Regions from separate parts of the Mus musculus genome. Here region 1 is linked to region 2. Evidence: chromatin loops called from intact Hi-C (ENCODE). Cell type or tissue: left cerebral cortex. All regions are shown on one strand. Each heading gives the region's core, and the rest is flanking DNA. Links, peaks and the distances in the headings are about the cores only. Region 1 overlaps Kalrn (kalirin, RhoGEF kinase). Region 2 overlaps Kalrn (kalirin, RhoGEF kinase).

Region 1 (5,375 bases), core at 134-5,133, 75 kb before region 2:
GTACAGACTCCTAGGTGAAGAGCAAGCCACCTCAGGGTGCAGCCAGTAGGGCCTGTTTCTGTCCTCCAGGGTTTCTCCCCTGCTCTATTCTTCTGCACCCCCACCCCTGCAGTAGGGAAACATAGGCCATTTAAGCATAGAGTGCAGTACTGTTTGCTCCTAAATAAGGCATGGCTCCTCTTCTCCCTTCTCTTCCCACCCCCTGGTCCCTGAGGGCCAGGCAGATGCCTGTGAGCAAAGCCCCATTCTTTCTTGTGTTGTCATAGCCTGGTTTAGGCTTATGGCTCGGAGAGGGGTAAGGATGAAGGATGCTCTGTGGGTTGGAACAAAAGGAGATCATGTCTTACATTATTCCCAGACATCACCTAGATCGCAGCGAGAGTGAGTTGGGAACAAACACGAGCACATCTGTGTCTAAGGGCTGTCACTGGGGACCAGGGAGGGCTATGGAAGGAAGAACAGGGCACACAGGGAAGGAGTTTGAAGGGACAATTGACAGGAAGCTTGGCACAGAAGTAATAGAAGGGACTCTAAGGAGGCCGGGAATTAGAACGAAAGCCCCGGCTCTGGGCAGGCTCCAGAGCGGCTGTGGCTGAACTGTCTGAGTGGCCAATAACACTGTGCTAATTGCCTTGTTTCTTCTTTTCTTTTTCCTTCCTGTTTATTCCAAACATTTTCTACCCTCTCCCATCTATCCTCCTCCTTTCTCCTCCCCTCCACTCTCACCCATTCTTTGCCTTCTTCCCTCTTGCCTATACACACACACACACACACACACACACACACACACACACCCTCGAATTCTACCCCTCTGCCACCACCACCACAGCTCTCAGGTGGATGTGAGCTGACCGTGGTCCTCCAGGACTTCAGCGCAGGCCACAGCAGCGAGCTGAGCATCCAGGTGGGCCAGACGGTGGAGCTGCTGGAACGACCGAGTGAGAGGCCTGGCTGGTGTCTGGTCCGCACCACAGAGCGGAGCCCCCCACAGGAAGGCCTGGTACCCAGCAGCGCCCTGTGCATCTCACACTCTCGCAGCAGCGTGGAAATGGACTGCTTCTTCCCCTTGAAAGGTAGGGACAGTTGAGGGGGTGGGGTGGCAGGTGCGGGCTGGGCATGGTAGAACTGACCTGAGAGTCTGCTTTGGTTGAGCCGGCTTCTCTGAGAGAGTGGAGAGCCGGAAGTAAAAGCTACTTGTGTCTGTGTCTGTGTGGCTTGGAGAAAAACATCCAACCTTTCTGTGTCCATCTCATCTTAAAAACAATGAAACAATGGCTGAACCACTAACCTCCAAGCTCTCTCCCAGCTTTCCCTATACACACTACTACATCTAGATTTGAGTTTTCACCCTGACAGGAGGACTGAGCAACCCCAGCAACTGGTCACAGCCGAGTAGGGCTTGACTAGCCCCTCTGCTCAGGGTCAGAGGTCACCCTGCCTCTTTTTTCCTTCGATGCACTCAGTGTATTAGTCCAGGTCCTCTAGAGTAACAGAACTTATAGAATGAATATATATGATATACATTTATACATAATAAATCCTACATATATAAAGGGGATTTATTAGAATAAGTTACAGGGTGTGGTCCAGCTAACCCAACAATGGCTGGCCATGAACAGAAAGTCCAAGAATTCAGTAGTTCTTCAGTCCACAAGGCTGGACGTCTCAGCTGGTCTTCAGTGTGCGCTGGGGTCCTGAAGAAGTTGGCTCTAAGGCCGGTGAAGGAATGAACCTTCTAGCAAGGCTAGAAAAAGCAGGCTAAGAGTGAAGCTTCCTTCCTCCGTGGCTTATGTAGACTTCTGGCAGATGTGAACCTGATTAGAGATGGGTTTTCCCATCTCAAAAGATCTGGATTAAAGGTGTGTCTTTCCACCTCCAAGATCCAGATTAGAAGTGAGTCTTCCTACTTCAGATCAGGCATATAATCTCTCACAGGGGCGCCCTCCATTTGGAGGTTTTAGTTAATTCCAAATGTAGTCAATTTGACAATCAAGAATAGCCACTGATCGCCGTTATCCAGGCCTGGTCTGTTTTCCGTGTGCCTCTTATTTACTGGTGCCAGGGAGACTAACTGTAGTGGCTCTCCAAAAAAGCTCTCCACCATAGCAGCTCCTGTGTGCCTGTTAGCAGCAGGGCCGCTCAGGCCCCATCTACCTGCTCCGTGAGTGACTCTACACCAGCTAGTTCTTCAGGTGGCTGGTTCACAGTGGAGTCTGAGAACACTGTCTTCCAAAACCACTGTGGCCTCAAACTCATGCATCTTCCGTTGAAGACACTGAGGCCCAGAAAATGACAGAGAACCAAATCTTAGTCTAGATCTGAGTTGTGTAAATGGTCAGATATTAGCATGGGGATTCCATCTGTGCATGAGACCCAGGGCAGGCTGCCTGATACATGGAAGGCTGGGACCATGAATTTCTGCTTCTGACCACTAGGTGGAGGTGGTGGACTACCATTCTCGTAGTGCCCAGCTCTTCAGCCTCAGGGAGATTTCCATATGAAATGCAAACTAAAGGCTAAATGAATATTACCCCTAACACCTGCCACCCAGTCTTAATCAGTGGTGGAAGAACGGACTCAGAACTGTTTGTCTCAATTGGCCATTTAAGTTTAATAGTAAAAGACTGGTTAATGATAACAATGCATTTTAAAACCTTCAGAAGGAAAGAATGTTTTGTGGACCATTTGTGTGTGTGTGGGGTGGGGGGCAGTTTTAAGTTATTAGTTTTCAAAATCAGTACTTTTTAATGGAAACAACCAAAAATCTGTCACAGAATTTTGAGACCATTAAAACAAGTTTAGTGAGGAAAAAAAAAAACCTTGATTCCTCCTACACACACACACAGCTACACCCCACCCTTAGTTGAGCCACTATCTTCTTCCTCCCCTCTTTCCTTTGAGGACCTTGGGGACACTATGGAGAAGCTGTATAGAATTTGTAATTACAAGTTCCTTTGAAGAAACCAATGCCCACCAATGTCCACCAATGCCCTCTGACATCCTTAGTGTAAAGGAAGACTAAAATCAGGATTAGAGTGCGCCTCTGTTTTGAGTTAGGTGAGGAAAAATGGCTCTCTCTCTCTCTCTCTCTCTCTCTCTCCAGAGCTTGCACACACAAAGCACACTCAACACTCCCCAGTCCTGGGACTTACCCCGAACCTTTGTTGTCCAGCAAAGTAAGTGCCTACAAACTTCCACAAACCCAGACCTTAGAGTGCAGCCAGTAAAGGAGAGAAAGATAGCTTTCATAGATCCCAGGTATGGGTTCTTTTCCCTGAGGAGCCCGCACCCCCTTTCCAGCCTGTGACTGAATGATATGTGCACACCCTCCGAGAAGATGGGCTCACTACGTGTGCAGGTGGTTAGCATCAAACCAAGGATGGAGAATCAGAGGCTAGTGAGAGGCATTCAGGGTGAAACTCCCATGGGACAGACTAGGGGAAGCTGTAGAGATAGGACCCAATGAGAGCTGAGGACCAGGGTGGGAAAGGGAGAAGAAAGGAGGGAGGCAAGCAGTTGCAGGACTTTCTAGCTAACTGAACCAACCAGAATGGCTTCCAAAAGTGACCACCAGTCTGCATTGGCTCTTTAGTTGCAGGTTGGCCTCTCTTTCCAAGCATAGGCCGGCTGGGCCTGCAAAGCAGCAGTGTGTGAAGCCACTCCCATTCCAGCTGAGCTAGAAAATAGGGTGTCAGGCCAAGCATGGTAGCTTACACCTATACTCCCAGCTCCTAGGAGGTTGAGACAGGAAGCTTGCCACAAGTTCTGGGCTGCCTGAGCAACAGTGAGACGGGGTGGGGTTGGGGGTGTGAATATAGACATGAGCACTGTAGCGCTCTGCCCCCCACCGTCAGGACACAGGATGCTATAGGCACCCTCATACCCGGAATAAAAGACCACGTTTGGAAGCAACAGAGACCCAGTGAGCTGATTCTGCTTGCCTCCCAGCCTGGCCACCTACTAGCAACCTGGCGCTTTCTTCTGCCAGCTGTTGATTTTATTCAGTAGGCACGCCACAGTAGAAATTACCCTGAATGCGTTCCCCGGGCTTTGTGGAATAGGAGAGGACAGCCTCAAACTGGGAATGTGGAGGTCAGAATTGATTTCTTCTTCAGTTCCCAGGAAAAAGGAACTAGCCCTGCTAGATTTTGTGGGTTGGCACAAGTCGATACCTTACAGGCTGTGTGAGGTCCCAGGACTATCTATGATACGCTAAATGCTCTATGGATAACTGGGCCAGAAACAGGAGCATAAGGACTACACATCAGGAAGGGAACTCAGGGCACCTAGAACAGGTCTTCAACCAGTGTGTCCATTAAAGTCGCACGAGCCTTCCAGAACAGCACCCAGAACTGGCTGGAGCCAGAATCCCTGTCTGAGGCATGAGAAGTGAATGTTAGGTTCAGCCTGGGTTGAGAACCTCTGCACTAGCCCAGGCTTCCATCTTCCAAAGAGAGTCTGGGCCACAGGAAGGCACTGTACCTCTCCCAAGCCACAAGGAGCCAGGCAGAAGGAGCTCCCACCCCACACCTCACTCTCTGCACACTTAGCCTGCAGGCCTCTAGATGGCTCTAGGGTTCTTCTGCCCCTCCTTTCCCGGGCCTCCTCTAGGGCAGGAGGGGGCTGTTCCAAGACAGGCAATGGTGTTGACTCACGGGATTGTCAAGAAAAATCCAGACTTTGTAACAGAGTTGGGGCGGGCCTGCCTTTGACATTCCTTTCCTCGCCCTGGTCTCTCAGGATCCTCGCTGGAGTTGGGCCTTCTGAGATCTAATCTTCTCTCCACAGCTTCCTCTCACTGTCTCAGCAGCAGGTAGTTGTGGGCAACACCCCACAAAAGACAAAGACTATTGTGATTTCCAACTCCTGAAATCTGGAGGGGTTTTGTTTCGTTTTTTTAGTAACACACTCTGCCGTAGACCAAAATTCAGGCATGTGCCTCAATATTTCAAGCCCCTTGATGATTCTGATGCTCTGTGGGCTATGGGCTTAGCACCCCAAGCCATGAAAACTGTGACAGAATGCAGTGTGGCGTCCCATCGGGGTTTATCAAGACAGAGAATTTAGCAAGGAAGGGCAAAGCAGTTGGACTAACACATGGGCAAAGAGCTTGATAGATGCTTCGCCAGAGAAGACCCACAGGTACCAGTGCACTGAAGAGAGTCAGCATCTCTGCTCACCAGGGAAATGTAAATCAATGCTGTAATGGGATGCACTTAGATCTAATAAAATAGCTCTTAGTTATGGACACACCTCAGAAAATAGCAAGTGTCTGTAAAGATGTAAAAGAAGTTGTAATGTGGCTGGATGGCTGGGTGAGATATAAAATGTTACCATAGCTATGGAAAACACTGTAGGAAGTCCCAATATGTGTA
Region 2 (5,375 bases), core at 221-5,220:
CTGTCCCGGAGCCTGTCTCTGGTGATGGCACCAAGGGACATGCGCTGGGAAGCTGCCTGTCCACTGGCTTGTCCAGCCTCAGCACCCGACATTCTAATTTCCTTAATAACAGGTTACAGATCCTGTATCTATAAATGTAGCTAAACCCTCCTCGACCTTTCTTTATTTTTAGCCTATACTGCTGCTCTGGATATAACAGTTTCCATGGTTGATTACGTGTTCTGTAAACACCTTTACGTCAAGTGGAAAGCAGTTGTCTCTCTCAAGCTGGAAGATGCTGTCTGTGCGTTTAATTCTAGTGTTGGCAACAGATCCCTGTTTGACCCTTGACACTGTTGCTCAGTTTAGGGAGTGGGGGAGAAGGCTGATGTCACCGTTCGACAATATATAAGGCTTTAATATTCTCTTTCATTTCTCCTCTTGGGTACCACATTTGCTTTCATTTATTTCCCTGGAATGTTCCTTCCTGCCTCTGTTTGGCTTCTGTTGAAATGTAGCAGCTAAGAGAGTCAGTGATGGATATTCTCAAGCGCAGACTGTTTAAGACCAGGCCACAGCCTTTTGCTCTACCGCCTCGATGATCGGCACTATTAGAACTTGGTGTCTTGTGTCTTAGAACTAAAGTTTTCAAAGACTACTAAACGAAGCCTTTCTTTCTAGAAACCACAGAGGCCGGCATGGTCAGGCACCTTGGGTAGTTGACATTTGCCTTTCATGCTTGTGTTATGGATGCCCGCCTTGACCTTGGATGTCTGCCTTGACCTTGATCTCTGTTGTTTCCCTTGTAGCTTCCGCTGATCCTCAGGGCACTTACATTGCATACAGCCCCACTCTCAGGCTCAGGGAACACAACCAATGAGGGGTTAGAAAGAATGCAAGGGTTGGAAGATGGGATACAATGTTGCAGAACATCATCTCTTGGGCTTCCATTGTTTCATGGCTCTTGCACCCATGAACTCAAAGCAGCTATGGTTATCTGACAAGACCTATCTAAGATTGGACCCAGCAACATTTCATCATGAAACAAGGAAGGGCTCAGGAACCTCCCTCCCTGAGGACTATTAACAGTTTCACAGGGGAGATGTTACTTTCTTTCTTTCTTTTTTTTTTTTTTAATAAATTTTTTTAAAGACCTATTTATTTATTATATGTAAGTATACTATAGCTGTCTTCAGACACTCCAGAAGAGGGCATCAGATCTCGTTAAGGGTGGTTGTGAGCCACCATGTGGTTTCTGGGATTTGAACTCAGGACCTTCAGAAGAGCAGTCAGTGCTCTTAACCGCTGAGTCATCTCTCCAGCCCGAGATGTCACTTTCTTCAGTGGTGTAGCCACTGATAAGTCCACTGATAAGTTGGGCACGCTCAAGTAAGTAACCTCCCACCCAGGAAGTAGCCTTATTTATTTATTTATTTATTTATTTATTTATTTATTTATTACACACAGAGACGAAAGTAGGAGGCACCTTGTTAGGAAAGAAGGGTTTCAGGTGAAAAAGGGGTGGGGATAGGACAGGGTAGTAATAGGGGAAAAACAAAAGAGCTAAAGTTCATTGCATATATGTATGAGACTGCCAAAAAATTAAAATTAAAAACTCTTCAAAGACCTATCCAGTATCCTAAACATAAGCATTAAGCAAATCAACTTAGGACATTAAAATGTTAGTTTGGCCCCAAAGAGGATATTACGCTACCAGTTACAACTTGAGTATGTTACAACTTGAATATGTTACTGTTACCAGTACCAGTGACAGAGAGAACTAACCACTGGGGAGCACTCTTAGCCTTTCCTGGGGTTTGTACAAGCATCATCTCTGTCCTTTAGAAATTTGCTAAAAGGGAGGATCTGATCTGAAAACCCAGGGACACACGGGACAGTTTCGTGTCTCCTACAAGAGAACCCTGTGTTCTTCAGATCTGGGCTTAGCCCTCAGGTTCCTTTTCTCGGCTGCTTCTAGATACTGGATTAATCCACTTACCTTTTTTTTTCTCAAACAAGTAAGCACCTTATGTACCACCTTAATTAACAGGAATGAGGATTAATGAAAGAAAGCTCTTGGCAACATTAACAAAGATGTTTTTAGAACAGGCTCCATCTGTTGGCTGTTTTTCCGACTACATCTCATTGTCTTCTTCCAAGAATTGCAGTTACCCTAACAAAGTATGGTTTCCACCACCTACCTCTGTCACTTTCCTTCGCTTTCCAATTTGCATGAAGTAGTCCTATGACCCGTTTTCCTTCCCAACAACACCTTATTTGGTATAGAACCGTAGTGGTTAGCTTTCCTGCTGGAGCCTCACCCAGAGATAAATCGCCGTGACAATTTCATTATGTCTGGGCAGTTGGTGGCACATGGATGCCTAGTGTGCCCTGATCACACGGGTTCCTGATGTGTCCTGATCACATGACAAGTAGTGTCATCCCTGATTGTGGATGGCAGCAACCTGCTGCAAGGAGGAGGAAGTCTCTGATCTCCTGATGCTTCACTGTAGTTCAGAGAGCACAGCCTTGGCTGCTGGCCTTCCTATTGCCTGTGGCCAGGCTGGGGAGACACAGGGCTTGTAAAGAACTTTCCAGTTCTCACTCTCAGACTATTTATTCTTCTCTTTTTAGACTCTGGAAGGAGGCTCTTACCGGGGGAGCTTGAAGGACCCTACAGGCTGCCTGAATGAGGGGATGACCCCTCCCACACCTCCTAGAAACCTGGAAGAAGAACAGAAAGCCAAGGCGCTGAGAGGCAGGATGTAAGTGGCCCACCTGGTACATGTGTGTGCTGGGCAATTTCGAGGAGGAAATTAGACAGGCCCGTGCTGCCTGTCTAACTACTCTCATCCTTTTTAAGTGAAGATGGCCCATATCTATACAGAACAACATTTTGGCACTGCCTTAAGGAAGCTTGGGCTCGGGGAATATTCTGTGAGATTGTTGTTATTGACAAAAATGTGACTATAGCCAAGATTAATACAACTGTAAAACATGCTTTTAAAAATGAAAATAATGGAATTTAGAGAACGCAGATGAGTCCAGTGGGTATGCAGCGACAGAGTCCCTAACTGTGGCAGAAGTCTAGTGGAGATATCTGAGGAGGAGCTCCTCAGATGCTGGCAAGAGAAGCACAGGAGAGGCTCTGCTGCCAGGCAAGGCACACTTCTGCTCCTTCTCCCTGGTCTTTCATTTCACATCTATTTGTAGATTTCGTTGTGCAAGAACCTCCTCTCACTATGAATGTCTAGTGGTAAGATCCCATTCACATCTCACAAAACCCCACATGCTGTGGAAGGTTTGAGTTCTCTACCTTGATGCAAAGTCAGTCTCCTGGTATTTGAGATATGAAGACTGTACTAGACATCAGCGAAGCAGAGACAACCATACCTCTTCAGAACTTAAGTTTTCTCCTTTGGGGCCGATCCAGTCCTCTGGAAGCAAGCTGCCAGTAACTCGGTGTGTGAGTAGCAGGCAGACAGGGCTAGGCAGGTGTTATGGGTCCCGTCTTAGTCTCTGTCTTCCTTTCTCCTTTACATCCATGCCTCCCTTATCTAGGCCACAAACTTAAAAATGAGCAGAAATAAGTGAATCAAATAAGCCAAGTTCTTTCATGCTGGCAAATAGACAAAGTAAACATTTAGAGTTTTGTCTCCTTAGAAGCAAAAGTGGTAGCTCATAGCAAGAGCCTGCTATCAAAGCAGGGCTGTCACCATGTGCTGGAGAGGAGTATGTCATGTAAACTAATACCTGTGTTTACCCCCAGAACTTTTTGAGGGTCAGAAGGACCCCCAAGAATTATCTAAATGAGCTGTCATCTCCTAAGTGAAGCTTCCGGAGCCTTGCAGAGCACGTGCCCTTCCTTCCCCAGCTGCTCCCAAGGTTGTTACAGTGGTGGGGGTGGGGAGTGGTCAGAACTCGTTCCTATTCCTTGGTCAAGATGAAGCAAAGTGACCTTTGAAGTGACATGTGGTCCTTGGAAAAGCCATTCCCTCCGATTGTCACTCTGAGTGAGCCTTAAGAGCACGTGTCATTATCCAAGTGAGATATTGTTCGACTTTGTGATAACAAGACAGACATGGTTGTTGCTCTCTCAGCCCACTGTACCATCTCCTCTCTCAGCTCACCCTCCATTTTCCATATCCTGAATGCTCTTGAAAACTGACCTGCTGAATGTCTCTGACTGTTGATGCCCTCGCTCTAACCTGCTGGACCCCACGGCCAACAGGAAAGAGCAGATACATGGTGCTCAGGTATAAATACCGTGAGAGGCTAGAGCAGAGTGCAGACACTGAAGGCTCCATCAGGGCACGGGAGGAGGTCACCAAGGAGTCACATGAGAGCCACATGGAGAGAGGATGCAAACAGGTATCGTTTGTATAGAAGGAGGAAGATGCTGAGAGGGGACTTGCCACTCGTCAGTCACTCACCAGACCCTTGTTAAGCACATCATCTGCCCCACCAGTGGGACAGATCAATGAGTCAGACACACAATAGCAACAGCAGAAAGCCTTCACGCGTGGCACATTTATGTTCTACTGGGAGAAATCAGACAAAGAAAATAAGTTAAGTAGTAGGTTGGAATCTGGAGAAGAGAGAAATAGAGCAGAATGAAGAAGATTGCGCATGGGTAAGGCCGAGAGCAAAGCTGCAGCTTGAAATGGTTCTGGCCTTGCACAAAGAGCAGGAAGAGGTAAGAATCCACAGTGTCTTCACAGTGGCACACCCAGCACCAAAGCTCCCAAAGGCCACCCATCCCCTACCAGTGTGAAAGACGGCAGGTGTGAGATAGCGAATCTTCACTGGTGCTTGACTAGATGAACATCCCCTGGAGACACTACTCTGGGCATGCCTGTGAAGATGTTTCTAGAAGACTGACCCTGAGTGTGCACAACACCCTCCCAGGGGATAGGGTTCTATACTAAATAAAAAAGAACAAAGGAGAATCTGAGCTGAACGCCAGGGTTCATCTATATGGATACAATGTGACCAGCTCACCCCCAGACACTGTGTCCTCCCCATCGGGGTAGAGCTTACCCCCTTAAACACCTTAAACCAGAGCCAAAAGAAATCCTTCCTTACTTCTTCAGTTGCTTTCCTCAAGTATTTTATTATAACAACAACAACAACAATAACAAAGTAACTAAATAAAGTCTGTTTGTAGCTAGAAGAATTTCAGGTAGACCAAAGAGTAACTAACATTCATTTTTGAGTAACTTTTAATGTTGGAACTGACCATGAAAAAGCATTGTATTATTTTTAAATCGTTTGGCTGTTGATCATGCAGTGCCTTGAAATGCATGTATATCAATCTAGTTTTTTTGTTTGTTTGTTTTGTTTCGTTTTGTTTCTGAAGGAGTCTTGTTAAGTAGCCCAGGCTGGCCTCAAACTCT

Evidence for each region. Peaks named below come from ENCODE experiments on the same cell type or tissue, not always from the same donor. Only the 100,000 strongest peaks of a DNase experiment are listed, where the experiment ranks them.
Region 1: a loop joins it to region 2, with 2.9 times the contacts of the local background. A loop is called at or near these places in 2 of 42 quality-filtered maps.

The regions. Positions count from the first base shown.
Region 1 is chr16:34,111,920-34,117,294 of GRCm38, reverse strand. It overlaps Kalrn (kalirin, RhoGEF kinase), which reads left to right. Exons shown (of 60, transcript NM_177357.3): 34 at 830-1,073. Among named protein-coding and RNA genes, the nearest start is that of Gm41448, 5.5 kb to the left of the region's middle. In left cerebral cortex, for the core only: CTCF peaks have their summits at 2,428 (motif pointing right) and 4,578 (motif pointing right); DNase peaks (open chromatin) are centred at 518, 2,429, 3,888 and 4,544; H3K27ac peaks cover 372 bases.
Region 2 is chr16:34,037,248-34,042,622 of GRCm38, reverse strand. Kalrn (kalirin, RhoGEF kinase) reads left to right here. Exons shown (of 60, transcript NM_177357.3): 38 at 2,614-2,744. Among named protein-coding and RNA genes, the nearest start is that of Umps, 73 kb to the right of the region's middle. In left cerebral cortex, for the core only: CTCF peaks have their summits at 1,897 and 2,096; a DNase peak (open chromatin) is centred at 2,183; H3K27ac peaks cover 743 bases.